2 separate regions of the Homo sapiens genome follow, and region 1 is linked to region 2. Evidence: chromatin loops called from intact Hi-C (ENCODE). Cell type or tissue: Panc1. All regions are shown on one strand. Each heading gives the region's core, and the rest is flanking DNA. Links, peaks and the distances in the headings are about the cores only.

What was found. Hi-C counts contacts between places; a loop is a spot of excess contacts. Peaks named below come from ENCODE experiments on the same cell type or tissue, not always from the same donor. Only the 100,000 strongest peaks of a DNase experiment are listed, where the experiment ranks them.
Region 1: it touches region 2 in a loop (10-fold over the local background); 32 of 110 quality-filtered maps call a loop at or near these places.

The regions. Positions count from the first base shown.
Region 1 is chr4:4,980,556-4,989,826 of GRCh38, reverse strand. LOC101928306 (a long non-coding RNA gene) reads right to left here. Exons shown (of 3, transcript NR_125893.1): 3 at 1,156-1,345. Among named protein-coding and RNA genes, the nearest start is that of CYTL1, 34 kb to the left of the region's middle. In Panc1, for the core only: CTCF peaks have their summits at 3,634 and 3,833 (motif pointing left); no DNase peak of the experiment used is centred there.
Region 2 is chr4:4,476,046-4,485,316 of GRCh38, reverse strand. The region is part of intron 1 of STX18 (syntaxin 18); the gene reads left to right. It overlaps STX18-IT1 (STX18 intronic transcript 1), which reads left to right and starts at 3,617. Exons shown (of 4, transcript NR_126434.1): 1 at 3,617-3,712; 2 at 6,343-6,650; 3 at 7,320-7,433; 4 at 9,173-9,196. In Panc1, for the core only: CTCF peaks have their summits at 4,356 and 4,556 (motif pointing left); no DNase peak of the experiment used is centred there.

The sequences.
Region 1 (9,271 bases), core at 751-8,750, 500 kb before region 2:
TTAGGAGTTTTATGTATGTTTCTCGTTTAATCATCACAGAGGCCCATGGAGTGTGGGGACTGTTATTATCTCTGGTTTACAGATGAGGAAACTGGGCTTAGAGAACTTAGCTACTGGCTTGAGGCCGCCCGAACAGGAGCTAAGAGTTCTAAATCTAACTACTCTTTCTACACCGTGGCATAATCCTCTCACCGCCACTGTCATACTAGATCCTTCCTGCTCACCCAGGCCCCACCTCTTTTGGCTTCACAAGATGGGTGCATGGTAGGGGGTGTGGGATACAGAGGGTGAAGGAGACGCAGTCTTTACCCTTAGTGCTTACAGGATCGTTGGAGACTTGAGACAGCCATCCAAAACCAATCCCAATGCACAGTGCATCATGCAGGGCCTCAGTTTCCTTTTCTGTAAAATGGGCATGACACCACTGATTTGACGGCAAGGTTAGGAGGCTTCGATGAGATAACACCATTGGGAAAAAACTTGGTCTTGATAACAAGGATTGCTCCTGTCTTGCTGAGACAGCAAAAGAAAGAAGGAATTATGGGAGTAAGGACTAGAGACGGAAGGTGAGAAAAGACGGAGCGAGGAGGAATCAGGAATGGAAGCAGAGAAGCACAAGGACAGCTGAGAGAAGAGCACAAGGTAGGGTGCCCATGGCTGGGCTTTTACTGCGCACTCAGTGTGTACCAGGCCTCGGGCTGGGTGCTTTACGTGCATAAAGCCATTCAATTTCCAACAGGGAGAGTGGAGGCGATTATTTCTACTTTACAGAGGAACCCTCTACTGCGTGACATGGGCATGGACCACAACCCAAAGGTTGTTGTGACAGAGCTCTCAACCCAACCTGGGGACCTGGAGGGATCACCGTGGGACAAAAAGGCAATCAAATTCCCAGCTCCTGGAACAGGCCCGTTCCTTCTTAAGATCTCTGTTCTTCCAGGACCATCTCTGTGCCCAGTAACACAGACTCGGTAGAAAGCAGGGAGGGACCGTAGTAAATGCAAATGTTTTTGTTTTACACAATACCTGTTCTTATAGAAATAGAGAAGACCACAGATGAGCTGGGAGAAAAGGAAAACCTCCTGAATCCCAATCCTTAGACACTGATGCATACATTTCCAATATTTATACCAAATGGGATCATAATGCATCTTGTATTTTGCAAGTTCTTTTTGAACTTTATTATAATGGACAGCTTTCCACATCATTAATATTCTTGTACAGCACTGAAATGACAAGCACTGTTCAGCCGTTGTAGAATGTTGTCTAACAATTTCCCAATTCAGCAGGCCTCCTTCACCCACTTTTGCCTTCCTTATGTCAGTTATCCACGATCAACTGAGCTCTGGAAGTAGATGAGTACAGTACAATAAGATATTTTGAAAGAGAAAGAGACCATATTCACATAACTTTTATTATAATAGATTGTTATAATTGTTATTACAGTAGATTGTTGTAATAACAGTAGATTGTTATAATTGTTCTTATATTACAGTAGATTGTTATGATTGTTCTATTTTATTATTAATGTTGTCAATCTCTTATCGTGCCTGCCTAATTTATAAATTAAACCTTATCATAGTTATGAGCGTATAGGAAAAGACATAGCGCATTTAGGGTTTGATTCTATCTGAGGTTTCAGGCATCTGCAGGTCTTGGAACATATCCCCTGCAGATAAGGGGATAAGTTGATAATTGTGATAATTATCACAATTTAGAAAGTGGCTTTGGATACCCTCATAACTAAGGTTCACATCGTCATTTGCAGTAAAAAGATAACATCACACAGCACTCAGTACCAGATAGGAAAGACAGAAGGGGTTTGTGGGCAGAGAAGGGAAGAGTGGCGAGCAGAGGGGCTGGTGGAATTTGCTTCCAGGTGGTAGAAGATGCGGAAATTCCCTGCTTGTTAAAACAAGAGAGGACATGGAGGGCTCTGATCTCAAGGGCACGGGCACGGGCGGAGCCCAGCTAGCCCGGGGCTTGTCGGCTGTAGGTTCCCTCTATCATGCGGGGCCAGGGAGGCCCCTGGATGCTTCTGCTTCCCCCAGTCCAGCGCCAACTCCACTGAGCCTGGCCAGCTTCTCTGTGTAGGCCCGACCCCAGCTGGGCTGTAGGGCCTTGAGGACAAGGACCACATTGGAATCATTTCTCTATTGCCCAAGTGCCTTACGTAGGGCTGGGCACAGAGTCACTGACAGTGAATGATCACGTGAGACAATGAATGAGTGAGTGATTCTTGCAGAATTTAGAGAGGGCTCAGTCAGGTGCACAAGCAGAAGTAACAGGAGGCTATTTTCCAACCCTGTCATTAGAGAGTCAGAGGAATTGATGAGACATTGACTTGATTCCTTCTCAGCTACTGGTTTATTCTGCATGTCCAGCAAATTACTGAACCTCTCTGCCATACAGTTTCCTTGTGGGTAAACTGGGGACGATAGGAGGTGGTGCTGGTGCTGATGAAGATAAGACGGGTGGCATTTTACTGTATGTGATTATACCCAAAATGAAAAAGGGAGGGTGAAAGCTCTGAGCCAGGCACCTGGCATCAACAGGATATCGATTGTTAGAAAATCTGTGCACTCTTAAGGGGACCCGGGATTTATTTTAATCAAATATAAGACTCAAGGAAGTGACTATCATGAATGAAAAAGTGTTTCTCTCACGGATCCCTGGAAATGACAGGCACAGCACTCCGTGCAAGTCACCAGGGTCAGTCAGGAGGCAGAAGGGGCAGAAACACGTGGGCAAGAGCCTTTGCTGTGGTTTCCATGGGAAGGAATGGGCAAGGCAGCGTCACTACCCTGGGTTGCCTAGGGGCATAGAGGGGAACAGTGGTTCTGACTGAGAGCTCAATAGAGGAGGTGGTTGGGGTGTGGGATCTGGACTGGTTGGTTTACATCTGAAAGTCACACTCACAGGAGTGGTTTCCAATCTATAGAAATTGGCTAGCCCTGGGAAGGGGCAGTCTCTCTAAGGTCTGCAAGGTCTCAGACATGAAAGCATCAGAATACAGAAAATAAAAGACACGGTTTGGCCGGGCGTGGTGGCTCACGCCTGTAACCCCAGCACTTTGGGAGGCCGAGGCGGGCGGATCACGAGGTCAGGAGATCGAGACCATCCTGGCTAACACGGTGAAACCCGTCTCTATTAAAAAATACAAAAAATTAGCCGGGCGTGGTGGCGGGCGCCTGTAGTCCCAGCTACTCGGGAGGCTGAGGCAGGAGAATGGCATGAACCCAGGAGGTGGAGCTTGCAGTGAGCCGAGATTGCGCCACTGCACTCCAGCCTGGGCGACAGAGTGAGACTCCATCTCAGAAAAAAAAAAAAAAAAAAAAAAAGACATGGTTTATATACTACGAGGCCCAATGCAATAGCAGGGCTCTGAGATCAGCTGAATTCAAATCCCAGTTTCATTGCTTTTGTGTTGGTGGTTTTTCATTTTTTAATTTTCATTTTTTGAAATAAGGTCTCACTCTGTCACCCAGGATGGGGTGCAGTGGTGTGATCACAGCTCACTGCAGCCTCAACTTCCCAGGCTCAAGCAATCCTCCCACCTCAGCCTCTCATGTAGCTCGTGCGTGCCATCATGCTTGCCTAATTTTTTCAATTTTTGTAGAGATGGGGTTCTCACTTTGTTGCCCAGGCTGATCTTGAACTCCTGGACCCAAGCAATCCTCCCATCTCAGTCTCCCAAAGTGCTGGGATTACAGGCATGAACCACCATGCCCAGGCTTGTTATGTGGCTTTTAGCAAGTCACTAAGCCATTCTGAGTCCCTGTGCCATCAGCTGTAAAATAAGGACTACAGCAGCTACCTCTAGTGGTGTGTCAAGAGTGGCCAGCCAGGCCTCTGCCTGGGACATGGCTCATAAGGGCAGGAAAACATCACTGGCAAAAATCAGAAATCCAGCTCCAGTTAGTGCAGGTCTCCACTCACGATAGCTTACAGAGTTGGCCAAAGGGGAGCTTGAACCCTGGTCCTGCCAGTGTGGACACTGCCTGGAGTGGAAATTAAACCACACTATTCTCTGGATGACCCGCCTCAGCCATAGATTTCTGTGCCAAGCTCCGCGAGCTGTATCCACTTGGCTCCAGCCATCAATAGGGAATGTGAAGCTGCAAATCACAGCCAGCCGAGATTCAGAAACAGAATGAGGTATTATGTAGGGCTGTTGACCCCAGATGAGGGCTTTATTTTATTATCATCTACATTTTAGACTCTTTAATATGCCTCCCAAGATGCTGTCTGGTTTGGAAAATCACCTATAATAAATGCACATAATAAATCTCTTATTTTGAGCATAGAGAGGCATGCAATTTTTATTAATAAAAATAAGTTCCTCTCTGCACCCCAGCAAATAAGTGTTCCACAAGTATTTAAAGACAATCTGTTGAAAGGATGCCAACTAGCCCACCTCCCAGAGCAACTAGCCAGTCTCAGTTGGGCCTCCCCTGCTCACAGGGTGAAATGAAAGGGTGTTCTAGAAGGTGCCGTCATCTGCTCCCTTCCCTGTCATCTTGTGGGTCCCAGCCATTCCCAACCCTGGGCAAATCCATCCACTCACACTGTCCCTGGAGAAATCACACAAGGTCATAGGACCTCCTTCTTCTCCCTTGTCCTGAACTAGACCCTCCCCATCCTGCCATCCCTGGGGTTCCTGGCCTCCTGTCTCACTCCCTCCTTCATCAGACACTCTGCAAATCTCCACCCTAGGAGAAGAAGAGGAAAAGACCCTGTGTGTCCATCACAGGGAAGATGGAGGGGATGCAATGCCCTGGCGTATAAGTGACAGATTTCACCACCACTTCACAGCAACATGATGGATCTTAAGACCTCACACAAGGCTGAGAAGGAAGAAAGAAAGAAGGAAGGAAGGAGAAGGAAGAAAGGACAGGAGGAAAGAAAGAAGAAAGGGAGAAATTGAGATATAGGACCCAACACGTCCTACAAAAATATATATATCCATACAAATAGCAGCACATATTTTATAATTGAAAAGTACACGTCAAAACTGTAGAACGGTTGACTATGGGACGAACGGAGCTGGGATATGGGGCTAAGAGGGAAGAAATCAGAGAAAATAAAGGCTTTCTCCTACTAGATGGGGATGAGGTCAGGAAATAAGAATATGATCACCACAACCCTCTGCATATGAGGCTCCATAAGAAAGAAAACATAAGGAAAAGCTAAGCACAGACACAGACACACACACACACACACACACACACACACACACAGGCAAATCCTACTGTAAAAATGACCTGTTTTTTGATTATTCCAATGAGCCATGCTTGCTGCATGCCAGGCTTTGGACATGCAATTCCCTCTGCATGAAATGCTGTTCCCTACACTTTCAGCCACTCAACTTTGCCCGTCCTTCAGCTGTCTCCATTTCCTGTCCTTCCCCCACCTGCCCCACCTGGGCCAGGTGGCCATACCTGTTGTATTAGTCAGCTCAGGCTGCTCTAACAGAACACTACAGACCAGGCAGCTTAAAGAACAGGAGTTTCTTTTCTCACAGTTCGGCAGGCTGGAAGTCCAGGATAAAGGTGCAACAGGGTTGGTTCCTGGTAAGGCCTCTCTACCTGGCTTGTAGACAGCCACCTTCTTGCTGTGTCCTCACACAGTCTTTCCTGTGTGGATGCTCGAGGGGAGAGGGCTCTGGTGTCTCTTCCCCTCCTTATGAGGACACCAACTGTACTAGATTGGGGCCCCACTCTGATGGTCTCATTTCACCTTAATCACCTCCCTAAAGGCCCTATCTCCAATGACAATCACACTCTGAAGTATGGGGTTTCAGGGCTTCCACATGTGAATGTGGGTGAGGGGGACACAGTTTAGCCCCCAACACCCCTCCTGCCCGTGTTCGCTTTCCTTCAACAGTTTCTCACGCACCTGCGCGTATCCGAGGCTATCCTCTGAGCACACCCATGTCAGGACTCACGCACCTTCCATGGTCATCCTCGCCTGCTCAAACACACCTTTGCCCCCTCCTCCTTGCCGCAAAACTCACAGACCCGCATGATGTTTCAGTGGGCAAATGCAAAGGTCCCTCTCAGCCCACGTCCCTGGGACTTCCCCATGAGAGCCTGCCTTGCCTGGTCCTTGGGCTCTGCCCTCTCCTCTCCTTTCTCTGCTTTTCACCCCAGCAGTGGCTTCTTGCTGCTTCCACATGCCAGCCCGGCTCCCCTGGACCCACTCCCATTCCTCTCTGCATGGTTCCTGGGGGGTCTCTCCACACCATGACCCCCTCTTACGTGGTTCACTGGCCATGTGGATGCCACAGGCCCCTCCAGCTCTGTACAGCATGAATGAATTCATCTCTTTCCCCCACAAGCCTATTCTCTGTCTGGCCCCACCACTGGTGACACTGGAGACCTGGGCATCCTCTGTGACTCCTCCGTCAATCCCTCCATTGGACCAACCACCAAATGCTGTCCTTCCATCCTGCTGCTTGTCTCAGCTCCCTGCAGGTTGGGGATTGCTTTGCTGTGCAGGGACACCAAGATGTGGGAAGCAGAGGCTGGACTCAAGAGTCCTGCCAGAGGCAGATTTCGAGACAAGCAAGTGAAGGCGGTTGGATAGATGGAGAGGAGGGTGTTCAACTGGTCTGCTCATGGCTCCATCCCCACCAAGAAACAGAGACTCTCAAACTGTTTAATACAAATACTTTAATACAAAGACTTTAATACAAAGACTACTCACCAAGTTGTGAACGAGGTTTGGGTAACCAGCAAGAGACAGTGTAGAACCCAGGGGCTAAGGGCAGGGGGTAGTGTCACTGCTCCTAGGCCCGATGGGGAGTGAGGGGGTGGTCTCTGGAACGGAGACAGAAACACAAGATGGGAGCAACGGGCCAGAGCAGTGGGGCTCTAGCAGACAGAAGCAGCCCGTCCTAAGCAACCTCATGTGTTCATGTATGTATGTATGTATGTATTATTATTATTATTATTATTATTAGACGGAGTTTTGCTCTTGTTGCCCAGGCTGGAGGGCAAAGATGTGATCTTGGCTCACCGCAACCTCCGCCTCCCGAGTTCAAGCGATTCTCCTGCCTCAGCCTCCCAGGTAGTTGGGATTACAGGCATGTGCCACCACGCCCAGCTAATTTTGTATTTTTAATAGAGATGGGGTTTCTCCATGTTGGTCAGGCTGGTCTCAAACTCCCGACCTCAGGTGATCCGTCCACCTTAGCCTCCCAAAGTGCTGGGATTACAGGCCTGAGCCACCACGCCTGGCCATATGAATATTATTTCGGTATGATAAGGCCAGCAGATTGGGAGAGGACTGACACTGAAAAGATCATTTGTCCCTTAGAGTTCCCAATAAGAAAGGGCCCACCATGCTATGAAGAGCCACTGGGGAAACACGTAGGTGGGTCAGGAGACAGGGAGGGGAGACACAGTAGGCAAGAACCTCCATTGAGGTTTTGATTGGAAGGAATGAAAGAGGCAGGGCAGGCAGGCTTAGGATTGCTGGTTTGAATAATTTTAGCTGATCTGGGGCTCAGAGTTGCTGCCCTGCATTGTCTGGTTTCCAGCCCTGGGATGATCAGGGCAGGTGGAGTGTGACAGCCCCATAGGGGAGGAGGTGGAGGGTGTGGGCTCTGGATCAGTTGGTTGGCGTTTGAAAAGCACACTCTTGAGCGAATTGTTGACCATTTCTAGATTGGCCAGCCCTGGGAGGGGCAGTCCCTCCAGGATTAGCAAGGCCTCAGACGTCAAAGAATCTGAATACAGAACACAAAAGACACGTGCATACACCACACAGAGAGGGAGTTAGGGGAACCAACACCCATTCCCACTCTTCTCCCGCCCTCAGATCTCCTGCTGATGTCGCCCCTTGGCCAAACCCAACAGGAATCTGGAGGGTGAGAAAGATGGCTGGGACAGTCAGGGAGGGGAGTGGCTCTGAAGAGGGACTGGACTCAGCAGCCACTAAACTAAGCTCCCGTGCAGACAAGAGTTCTTTATTCCTTTTGAAATCTTCCCAATACGTGCTGGTTGAATGGAGATGCAATCAGCCTGGGGAGATACAACACGGCTTGCAGAAGGAAACGCATCCTGAGCTGGGTTTTGAGGGATGAATAGGCATTTTCCAGGGAATGCTAGACACATAAATGGAAGAGCATAAGCAAAGGGATGGAGATTAACACAATATGTTTGGCAAGCTGCAAGCTTTGCAACAGTTCTGGATTGTGAAATTTCTGGGGAGGAGGCTGGCACAGAGCAGATTCCCTGGGAGTGTCTCTGCCCTCGGTCATTTCATTCTCCTCTATGGGCCTCTCTGCAAAGCAATGTGTTCATGTGTGTAAAGTGCTTCCAAGGGGGCTGGTACAGAGGGAAATACTTGGTAAATAGTGGTGATTATCATAATGATTATTAGCATGCCTAATAATATCACCTCCCCTACTTTCCCGGCCTCTGGGGTACCTCAAATTGGACACCATATTAGAAGTTCTTTGCAAAACAAAGGACCAACAGAACTCAAGGCAGAAGCAAGGCCACAGGGCTCAGGCAACCATCTCCTGTGGGTAATAGTCTGGTTTCAGGGCAGGTGAGCCAGCCCAGAAGTCAGGCCCAATGGCTCCGGCGCTCTGAGACAGGGACGATGGCTGGCCTGTTTGGGATTCCCTAGCCTCATCGATCAAATGATCCAGGGATGAGGGAGAATGCCAGGGTCTATTTCCCATCTGTGATCAGCCTTGACTCCAAGCCCATACTCCACACCCAGTTTTCTGGAAGAGGGAGAAATAGCCCTCGAGGGCCAAAGAATATAATACCCTTGGATGCCCCAGCTGTGTGAGACCGTCTGAGACGCCTTTATCACTGCACACAGCGGCTGCCAAAGTCAGACCTAACTCCTTCCCAGGAAATTCTTGGCTCTGCTTGTGAGCAGCCCGTCTGGTGGAATTAATTTCAGCCTATATGATGCTAACGCCATGAGAACAGAGACATATAAAACAGTCCTCCCAAGGCTTTGCGTGGCAATAAAGACTGAACCGTGCTTAATTTATGCACATTGCAAGGCTACCCTCTGCAGGAAGCATAAAGCCATCCCTTGTGGGGGCTGGAACAGTAAGGGGCTCCTCTTGACCCTGGGCCTCACGGAGGGAGCTCATTCCCTCTTCCCAGGCTCCTTCCATCTTTCTGCGTGGATTGTGGATTTCCAGACTTGGGCTCTGGCCTTTATCAGTGAGACAGCCATGGTGTAGGGGATCTGCAAGGGCTGTAGAACTGGAGGTGGAACTATGTACTTAGTTCCATGC
Region 2 (9,271 bases), core at 811-8,810:
AAATGAAGAAGAAAACTTAGAGTAGTTGAGCACCTACTGTGTGCCAGACACAGTGTCAGACTCTTCACAGACATTATTTTCATCAGTGACCTGTAGTCACCTTCAGCATTATTACTGTCTCAAGTTTATACCTCAGAGATGAAGGCTGGAAGAGGTTAAGTGACACAAAGCCATGTCACTAGTAAGTGGCAGAGCTGGGATCTGAACCCAGGTCTGTTTTACCTGGTTTCATCCTTTGCAGTATGGAGACTCAGAAGAATGCAGCATGCATGCACACTCTCCACACACAGCCTCCAGACCAGATGGGGTTTGGATTGAAACGCAAAGCAGTGCGAAGTTGGGTCGGATCCTTGGGTTGGAACTTCTTGTTCTGTTCTCCCTCCTCCCTTCCTCTTTTCTTTATTACCTCCGTCCTTAATGTGCCTGGCCCATGCTGGGTCTTACATATTTGTCAAGTGAACAAATGAAAGAAAGTTTTCCAAGCACACAGAAAAGAAAGTAGTCATTATTAACCGGCAGGGATTCAGAAGCCTGAGCCATGTCTTTCCAGCCTATTGTGTAGTTTTGGATTGGGTTGTTAGGCAGGTAGGGGAGGAGAATATTTGTTTTTAGACGGCAGTAGTTAGCAAAGCCTCTCCGTGATGTTTTTGTGGAGGAAATGTTTTTAAAATAGACCCTTAGGGTGTTCGTGACTAGTTGAGCTGGCTGTCTACAGGGAGGGGTCTCCGGTTCTTTGTTACTTTTTATATCCCATTTTCATCTCATTTTTTGAATGATGATTTTTCATTATAGATGTCTTTAATGGCATAATGATCAGAATTGCAAATGACAGGAGGCCAGGAAAAATGTGCATATAATGAAGACCTAGTTTATCAGCAGCACTCATGGAAAAAGTCATTTTAGTCGATGTAAATTCAGCTCGACTCAGTGACATGAAGGTGAGCATGCCCTTAAGTGGCATTACTAGAAGCCCAGAGTCTGGAACAAGGGAAGCAATGGTTCTGTTTTCCTCTGCACTTTCTGCTGACACAGAGAGTATTGATTCTATTCTGGAAACTGTATTTTATTTGGGAGGCCCATGAACTATTTTCAGAGGTAGTAAGTATGGCCAGAAGCCGCAGATGTATTTCATATAAAAAATTCCTGAGAGGAAGGGGCCGGGCACGGTGGCTCACACCTGTAATCCCAGCACTTTGGGAGGCCAAGGCGGGCGGATCACGAGGTCAGGAGATCAAGACCATCCTGGCTAACATGGTGAAACCCCATCTCTACTAAAAATACAAAAAAATTAGCTGGGCATGGTGGCACGCACCTGTAGTCCCAGCTACTCGGGAGGCTGAGGCAGGAGAATCACTTGAACCTGGGAGGTGGAGGTTGCAGTGAGCTGAGATCATGCCACTGCACTCCAGCCTGGGCAACAGGAGCGACACTCTGTCTCAAAAAGGAAAAAAAAAATTCCTGAGAGGATTGGGAATGATTAGCTTGGAGAAGAGAGAAGACTCAGGTGGAGTAGATCACAGTAGCTGACCTCGATTCAGAGTAAGAAAGAACTTTTTACTGTCTGAGGTGAAATGGATGGCCAGGGAGAGGCAGTGGGTGCCCTATCATGCTGCTCTTTTGGCAAAGCAGGTGTCTTCTAGATCCTTGCTAGTCTTAACCATCCAAGCAGGGAGGTAGTCACTGCTCTGTGTGTCATCTAGCCTGTTCTAGGCAAATAGTAAGGTCAGGTAAACCGGGAGTGGACAGAGCTTCAGAAATAGTGGGAATGTGTTCAGTAATGCCAAATAATTGTAGTTTGGGGAACTAGAAGAATGGGAATGAAGATGTTTAATTAGATTGAAGTTAGTAAGTTGGGGCTGGAAGGAGTGAGGAGGAAGAGTTGAGTGCATAATAAACATTTGTTTTTTTCTATGGGTGTAAGAGTCCTAGAAGTCTTTTAAAATGGAAGTTGCATTGAGTTTAATGGGAATCTTAAGCATTATAAGGTGCCACTCAACTTTTGAAATTAAATCATGAGTTCTTTGTGTCATCAACACTAAGATTCTAGGTTTTTGTTTTTTTTAATTTCTGGGTTTCTTTAAAGATGATAGGGGCTTAATATTAGAAAGGAAGCTATACGTTCCAGGTTGTTAGAAAGTTAGTTGCTAATATGAGAAATTAGACTGCTAAATCCACCTACCTAGTGTTAACCACCCATGCCCCCCTGTTAACCAGCCTCATTGTCTGTTACTTGAGACTCTCTGCAGTAAGAAGGTTGGATCTAGAAAAGTCAGTCTCCTCTTTTGTGCACATGTTTTCTCTCCTTCTGTCTCTAAAAAGACATATGCTGAATTCTGGAAGCCGCAGTCCCGTAAGATTAGTATTGGTTCTTAGCAATAGGTTATTTAGCTATTGATTATACTTTTCCTAGGTTAAGATGGCCTTATTTATTTTTTCTGGTAAGATTTCCAGACTGATGGAATAAAGAACTTGATATATTCAGCTAACATTTATCACTTACAGCTTGCCTCAAGGAAGGTGGAAAGTGAACCCAGAATACTATATTTTAAAGCCTCCTTGGGCCTGCAATTTTGAGTAGAAGTTGAGTGATGGGAATGAAGACATTCTGGGCAGAGAGAAGCAGGTGCCAGAGTGCAGGGCAGAGAAGAGGAGGCTTGCTTAAGGAAAGGCTCTGTGGTCTGGCACGCAGGTGGTTGCAGGAAGTGCAGGAACAGAAGCTGGTAGATGGAGCTGGCTCCTTTAGCCAGTGTTTAACAAGGTGAGTGGATGGGACTGACTGACCAATTTCATTTGTAGGGTGAAAAAGAGAGAAGAGTGTAAAATGGCCAAGGTGTTCTAACTTGGAATCTAGAAAGGATGAAGACTTTCTCTTTGGGGCCGTCAGAACAGGAGGGACTAGGAGTAAGCCAGAGGGTGTGAGTGGCTGCATGAGGATACCGTTGGGACATATTGCTTTTGAGGCGTCAGTGGGACACACAGTGGCAGTATCTAAAAAGCATTTGGATACACTCAGCTTGAACACAGGAGGGAGGCAGCGGCTGGGTGGACAATTCATGTAGACAGTAAATAAAGCTATGGATTGGAATGAGTGAGCTTAGCAAGAACATGTAAAGAAAGAGCCAAGGGCTGAACTTACAAGAAGTTTCAGAGATTAACAAAGGCAGAGAGGGAATGAATGAAGGTGAAGAAAAGGAGTTATAGGTTTTAGAAAAGAACCTAGAGACAGTGGTGTTCTGGAACCCGAGGGAGGCTAGTGCTTCAGGAGGGGACAAGGAAGGAGGAGGCAGGAGCAGGGAGGAGAGCCATCCGAGTTTGGTGAGGCCTGGTGAAGAGTGTCCCCCTCAGTAGGAATTGGGGGAAAGTGACAGGAGTTGCTTACTCAACAACTGCTGAAAGAAAAGAAGAAAGCGAGAAAGGAACAGTTCCTTTATGTATTCCCTCAACAAACTCGCTGCTGTGGTCCTGAGCACAGTGGAATGTCTGTGGCTGTGCTAGCCTCTTTTGTGGGTGATTGGTCACTGGGGAGCTTCTTTTGCACAGGGATAGGACTCAGACAGTCCCCACTGTGACATCAGCAGGTCAACATGCTCCAGAGGTGTGTTAGTTCTGAACTTTTAGCTCTGACTTAGTAATTGCTATTGATGCATTTTTCAATTAAGAGTGAAAGGAGTTAGACTCGGAATTTAGTCAGTGGGCTCCAAATTAAACTTGGGTACATGATCCTTGTGAAAAATCACTTTAACTTGTCAGTAGTTGGCAAACATACAGCAGTGGTTTTTCTGGCTGTGCCTTTGGCTGCATACTAACTGAACAGCAAGCTGTGTCCACTGATTGAATGAAAAAAAAATAATGATTTTGTGTTACAGGGACCTTTTTACAATATGCCAGAGGGACCTACTGGAGTCTCTTTAATCTTGAACAATGCTTGTTTCTTGCAGAGGCAAATTATGCAAATCAGTACTTAGTGTTCCATAATCAATCAGGTCTTTGTTGGAAGTGTTGTGAGTGCCAGCAGAACAGAATTTCTATCATCCTGGGAAGGGTGAGGGGGTTTGCAAGTCAAACCACTGCTGTGATCAGCAAAGGACACTTGCCGACTGCTTTGAACTCTCCCCACAGTCAGAATGCGGTCGCTCTTTGAGAAGAATCCCATCATTTTGTACCAGGGTTTTTGTTGTACAGTATATCGTGCTTTGGGTAATTCACAAAACACCCACGAAGGAACAGCTAGCAAGGCTGTTCTGTGGGTGACACATAAAAACAAAGCTGGGCCTGCCGCCTGGGATGGCAGCTGGCAGCCATGCTCCCAGAGCTCCCTTTGTGTGGAATCTGCCTAGAGTGCAGTGTTTCAGAATATTCCTGGACTCAACTCATCTGTAGTGCATATGTATGCTTAAAAACAATCTCATTTCAGCTTCCTCCTGCACAGAATGGTGAACCTTTATTAATCCTTTGATTCCAGATCAAAAGAATCAGAGAAATTTTTAAAGTCCTTGGGAAAAAACTGCTGTTTTTGAGAGGTCCTGTTATTACTGCTGCTCTAATACTTGTGTTGCCATCTAGTGGATAATGGGAAGTATGTGGCTGCCTTAGTATGTTTGGAGTTTATTGTACCCTATTACTGATTCTTGAAGGGGATAGAAAATCAATTCAAAAAGTTTTTTAAAAAAAGAAAATCCCATGTGGAGCATTAAATAGTTATTGAGGAGCCACTTTGGGCTAGGCAGACGCCTCAGCAGCTTATGTCAGGGAGACATGAAAACAATTCAAAACTCAGAAGATGGTGACATCTCTGCAAGGGATGTATTTGCAAGATGGATCCTTAACCTGGCCTCGAGTTAGCAGGGAAGCCTTTAGGAGGTGTGACACCTGAGCAGAGCCTCACGCATAGGAGTGAGTCAGAAGACAGGATTGGGAAGCAGGGAGGGCTTTGCGTCTGGAGACAGCAGCAGAGCGTAGGGCACTGGCGGGCCTTGGGCATGAGGATGTGGGCTTATCCTGGGTTAAAGGGGAAGGTAATGTACAGTTTTAGTCAAGGAAGTATGTGGGAAGATTCACCCTTTTTGATTGTTTAATAACATGTTTTATCTGATTATAAGGATTTTACGTAGTAACTGTAGAAAAATTTTAAAGTGCAAAAAGTATGAAGAAGAAAGCAGTCTCCAAATCTTACCACCTACAATCATTGATACCTTGCCGAGCAGTCTTTTAGATTCCCCTCTATGTATGTATACAGCTCTAGGTGTGCATTTCCTATGTTTCACGCATATGGGTCACACCATACATGCTTTGGGCAACCTCTGTTTTGTCTCAGTTTTTCCCCACTAGGTAATATGCTTATGGGACTTTCATCCATGTTAGTAGTTCCTGGTGTTGAGTCCATGTCAACTGTGTAGATCCACTGATAGGACCAGCTCTCACAGGAGACCTGTTTGCCTATTGGGATGCTGTGTTGTTTTGTTTGGTGTTTCCTAGTAAAACCTTTATGTGTATAAGAGCAGATAATGTAAGAGAGTCTTTTTTTCCCCCTGTCAAATGCATCTCATGTAGGGACCATACTGCTGTTTTATAATGAATTTGGTTTTATGGTAGATGGGTTTTATGGAGAATTTCAATGTCTTGATGATCTAGGAAATTAGCGTCATTAAAATATAGCTAGTTAAAAAGTAAACTTGATTTATCTTTGGAGAAAGAATGGGATGAGTCAGATGAATGCCTGTAGTTTTAGAATGGAGTTTAAATAACTTGTTTGGTTAAGTATTAGCCTAATGAAGGAGCCAGAGCCTGGCTGATCCTGGATTGTGGCTGTTAGTTCTGTGCTGGCCCATAGCTATAGACAGTGCCTTTCACCTGAACAAGTTAGATCTCACTATGTCCCTTCTACAGGTCTGGTAAATGCGACCTGCAGTGACTTAATTGTACTCAGATGGGACAGCAGAGTCATCTTTGTGGGTAGACTTGCAGAAGCTAAAAGCACACAGGCACTCGGTTTGAGACATACCAAACAAAAATTTATTTTTGTATTTATTTCAAACCATTTATACAGGATGTGTTAGTTTACTGTCTTCTCATCTGCAAAAGGGTAATAATGATACCTACCCTAAGGGATTGTTAGGAGAAGCAAATCGGATGCATAGCATTTAGATTGGTGCCTGCCGTATAGTATGTAGTACTCAATAAAAATTGACTATTAACTTGTGCCACTACTATTTTTTAAAAATAGTTTTTACCCAATTCCCTTTTGTAGTGAAGCCCACGGAGATTAAGCAACTTGCTCAAAATTTCAGCTGGCAAAGGTTAAAAGTTGAGTGGAGCTTGTAAAATATATCCCTTTCTTCCCAGTCCAGTGGAACTACCTGAAAGAAAAATACAGGAGTCAGCAAGAAAAAGCCAAGTGGAGAACCTGACTTTAGAGTTATGGCCCAATACGAGTGGGGCATGGGCCAGAATATACCCTCTCTGCTGGCTGGTCGATCTGAAAAGAGGAGAGGACAGGGCAGCATGCTCTCCCTTCTCAAAATCTGAACACAGCTCTCTCCTCTTCCCTCTAAGAAGAGTGAGTAAAGGTTGGGAGATAGGCCAGGAAGACTGGTCCAGCTGAAGTCCCTCCACATGATGCATGGCAGTGGGGAATAAGGAATCCCTTCACAGTAAGTGGCAAAGCAGGGAGTAGAACCCAGGCACCTTGGCCAACTCCCTGGATTTCATGCCCATCTTTCTTTTGTCCACCCTGATTCATCCAGGCCCCCCACAGAGTCTTTTCCTCTGCCCTCTACCCTATTCTAAGCTAAAAACTGAATATAGATGAACTCAAACGGGAGAATGAACAATCCTGGATGTTGCTTTCGTTACTTGTTTAAACCATGTTTTCAGGTGGCTTGATGATAGATACTCAAAATGCACTGGTCACCGTTGTACTGCCAGTCTTTCTGACCATTCTTTTTCCTTGCTGTATTTGTGAACCTTCTTCTCAATACCCCTATGGGCTTGCCAATCCAAAGCCCCCCATGTCGTAAAACACAAGGAACAGTAGTAGCCAACTTCAGAGGAGACAAATGTCAATCAGTGAAAACGTTTTTGTTTTTTTTTTTTGCCGATCTTTCTGTATCCAGTGTAGTTAATTTGTTAAAAAATCAACATATACAAATACTCTCACAAATACTCTCATGAAGCTCAGTTTCTTTCTATGAAGAAAAATTCAGACCTAACTAAGCTAAACATAACATGAACACCGTGAGTCATACAGATCTGTGATCAATGCCAATTCTTCCGTTTATTAGCCTTGTGACCTTGCTTAGGTTTGTTTCCATGTTTACTAGGTGGGGCAGGAGGAGGTAATGTCTAATTCGTACGATCGTTATGGAGGGGTGGAAACCACAGAGCACACGTCAAGCAGTTTATGCACTACCTGGCACACACGTGGCGGGTGCTCTGTAAGTAGCGATCACGATTGGGTGAAATCAAGCATGTACTGCATGTTGAATAGAGATGTAGTACAAAAAGAAAAGAGCAGGTTGATGTTGATATTGCCCACGTGGAGGCTTTTTCTCAGTTCCCAGGTGCTTCCTTGCAAATATAGCACTGGAAAACTGTAGTTGTGACTTGCCAGGATTCTGTGTAAATTTGGCAGTTAAGAACTCAAGACTGGTACTTAGACTGGCTGGATTGGATCCAGGCTTCAACCCACATGTCCCTGAGGAAATTCCTTATCCTCTCTCTGACTCGGTTTTCTCATCCATGGGGCAGCCATGATGCTGTCACTGCTCCTGGGCATTGCTGGGAGAAGTGGGTGAGTAGCACACACAGAGCTCTTTTGGACTTCCGCCTGACTGGGAGTGAGGTCCCAGTGAAAGTTTTGTTGTTGTTTTTTGGTGGCATTGATCCTGTTACATGGAATTTAAGCAAAGATTGCAAGTACTTAGAAATAAAGTAGCCAGAGATTGTTGGGATTTAGTTGTTACTAAGTAAGGGTTGTTCCTAGTTTGGTAGCAGAAAATCTCTACCTCAAAATGACTAAAAATGTTAAAAGAAGAAAGTACTACATGAGTTTGTTTTGTTTCGTTTTGTTTTGTTTTGAGACCGAGTCTCGCTCTGTCACCAGGCTGGAGTGCAGTGGCGCGATCTCGGCTCACTACAACCTCCACCTCCAGGGTTCAAGTGATTCTCCTGCCTCAGCCTCCCGAGTAGCTGGGATTACAGGCATGTGCGTCACCGGCTAGTTTTTTTGTTTTGTTTTGTTTTGTTGTTTTGGTTTTTTGGTTTTTTTTAATTGTATTTTTAATAGAGACGGGGTTTCGCCATGTTGGCCAGTCTGGTCTTGAACTCCTGACCTCAGGTGACCCGCCCGCCTCAGCCTCCCAAAGTGCTGGGATTACAGGCTTAAGCCACTGCCCAAGCCCCGAGATTTTTTAAAATAACATGTTATTATGGAAAATTTCAAATATATACTAAAGTGGAATAGCACAAGGAACCCCCCATATAAGCATGTACTCACCTTCAGCCTTGAGCAACTCAGGACTCATCCTGTTGCATCTGTTACCTCCCCCTGTCTTATTGTGAAGCAAATCCTGGGCATTGTATAATTTTACTTGTAAGTTGTTCCGTGTATAAAATATAAGGATTCTAAAAACAGAAAGATAAATGAAAACATAATCCTAGTACATAATATCATTATTACACCTAACTGAAATTTATTATTCCTTAATATCACTAAATATTAAGTAGGAGATTCTTTAGTGAAATAACAATATACAGTGGACATTAAAACGACTTTAACATCAAATGAAACTAAAAAACACCAACATATTTATTAATTTAACAGTACTGAGGGAGCCCATGCTAGTTCCCCGTAATGGTTAAGGGTTCTAGTTCCAGCTCAGTCAGTCTTGAGCTTTGGTTTCTTTCCACTAAGAATATCTGTTTCCACAGGTTATCAGAGTTAAGTGAAATAACTCATTTACAGTAACTAGTATAGAGGAGACATTAAATAAATATTACATTCCTTTCCTTTTTCTTTTATCTACAGTTCAATTCTTGTTTTAAACTACACTTTATGTTAGAAATACAGAATTCTCTATTCTTTGTCCATACCCTTCCTCTCTGATGGAGACATATTTAATATGGCGGTGTAATCAAACCGTAGCTCACTGATGAAAACTCTTTTCCATGATAGACCATCAGTCTGATGGAAGACTGTTCACTTGTGAGGACAGATGATCTTGTGAAGCTGTTAGGTTGCCCAGTCTTAGTAGATTTTACATGGTGATGCTGC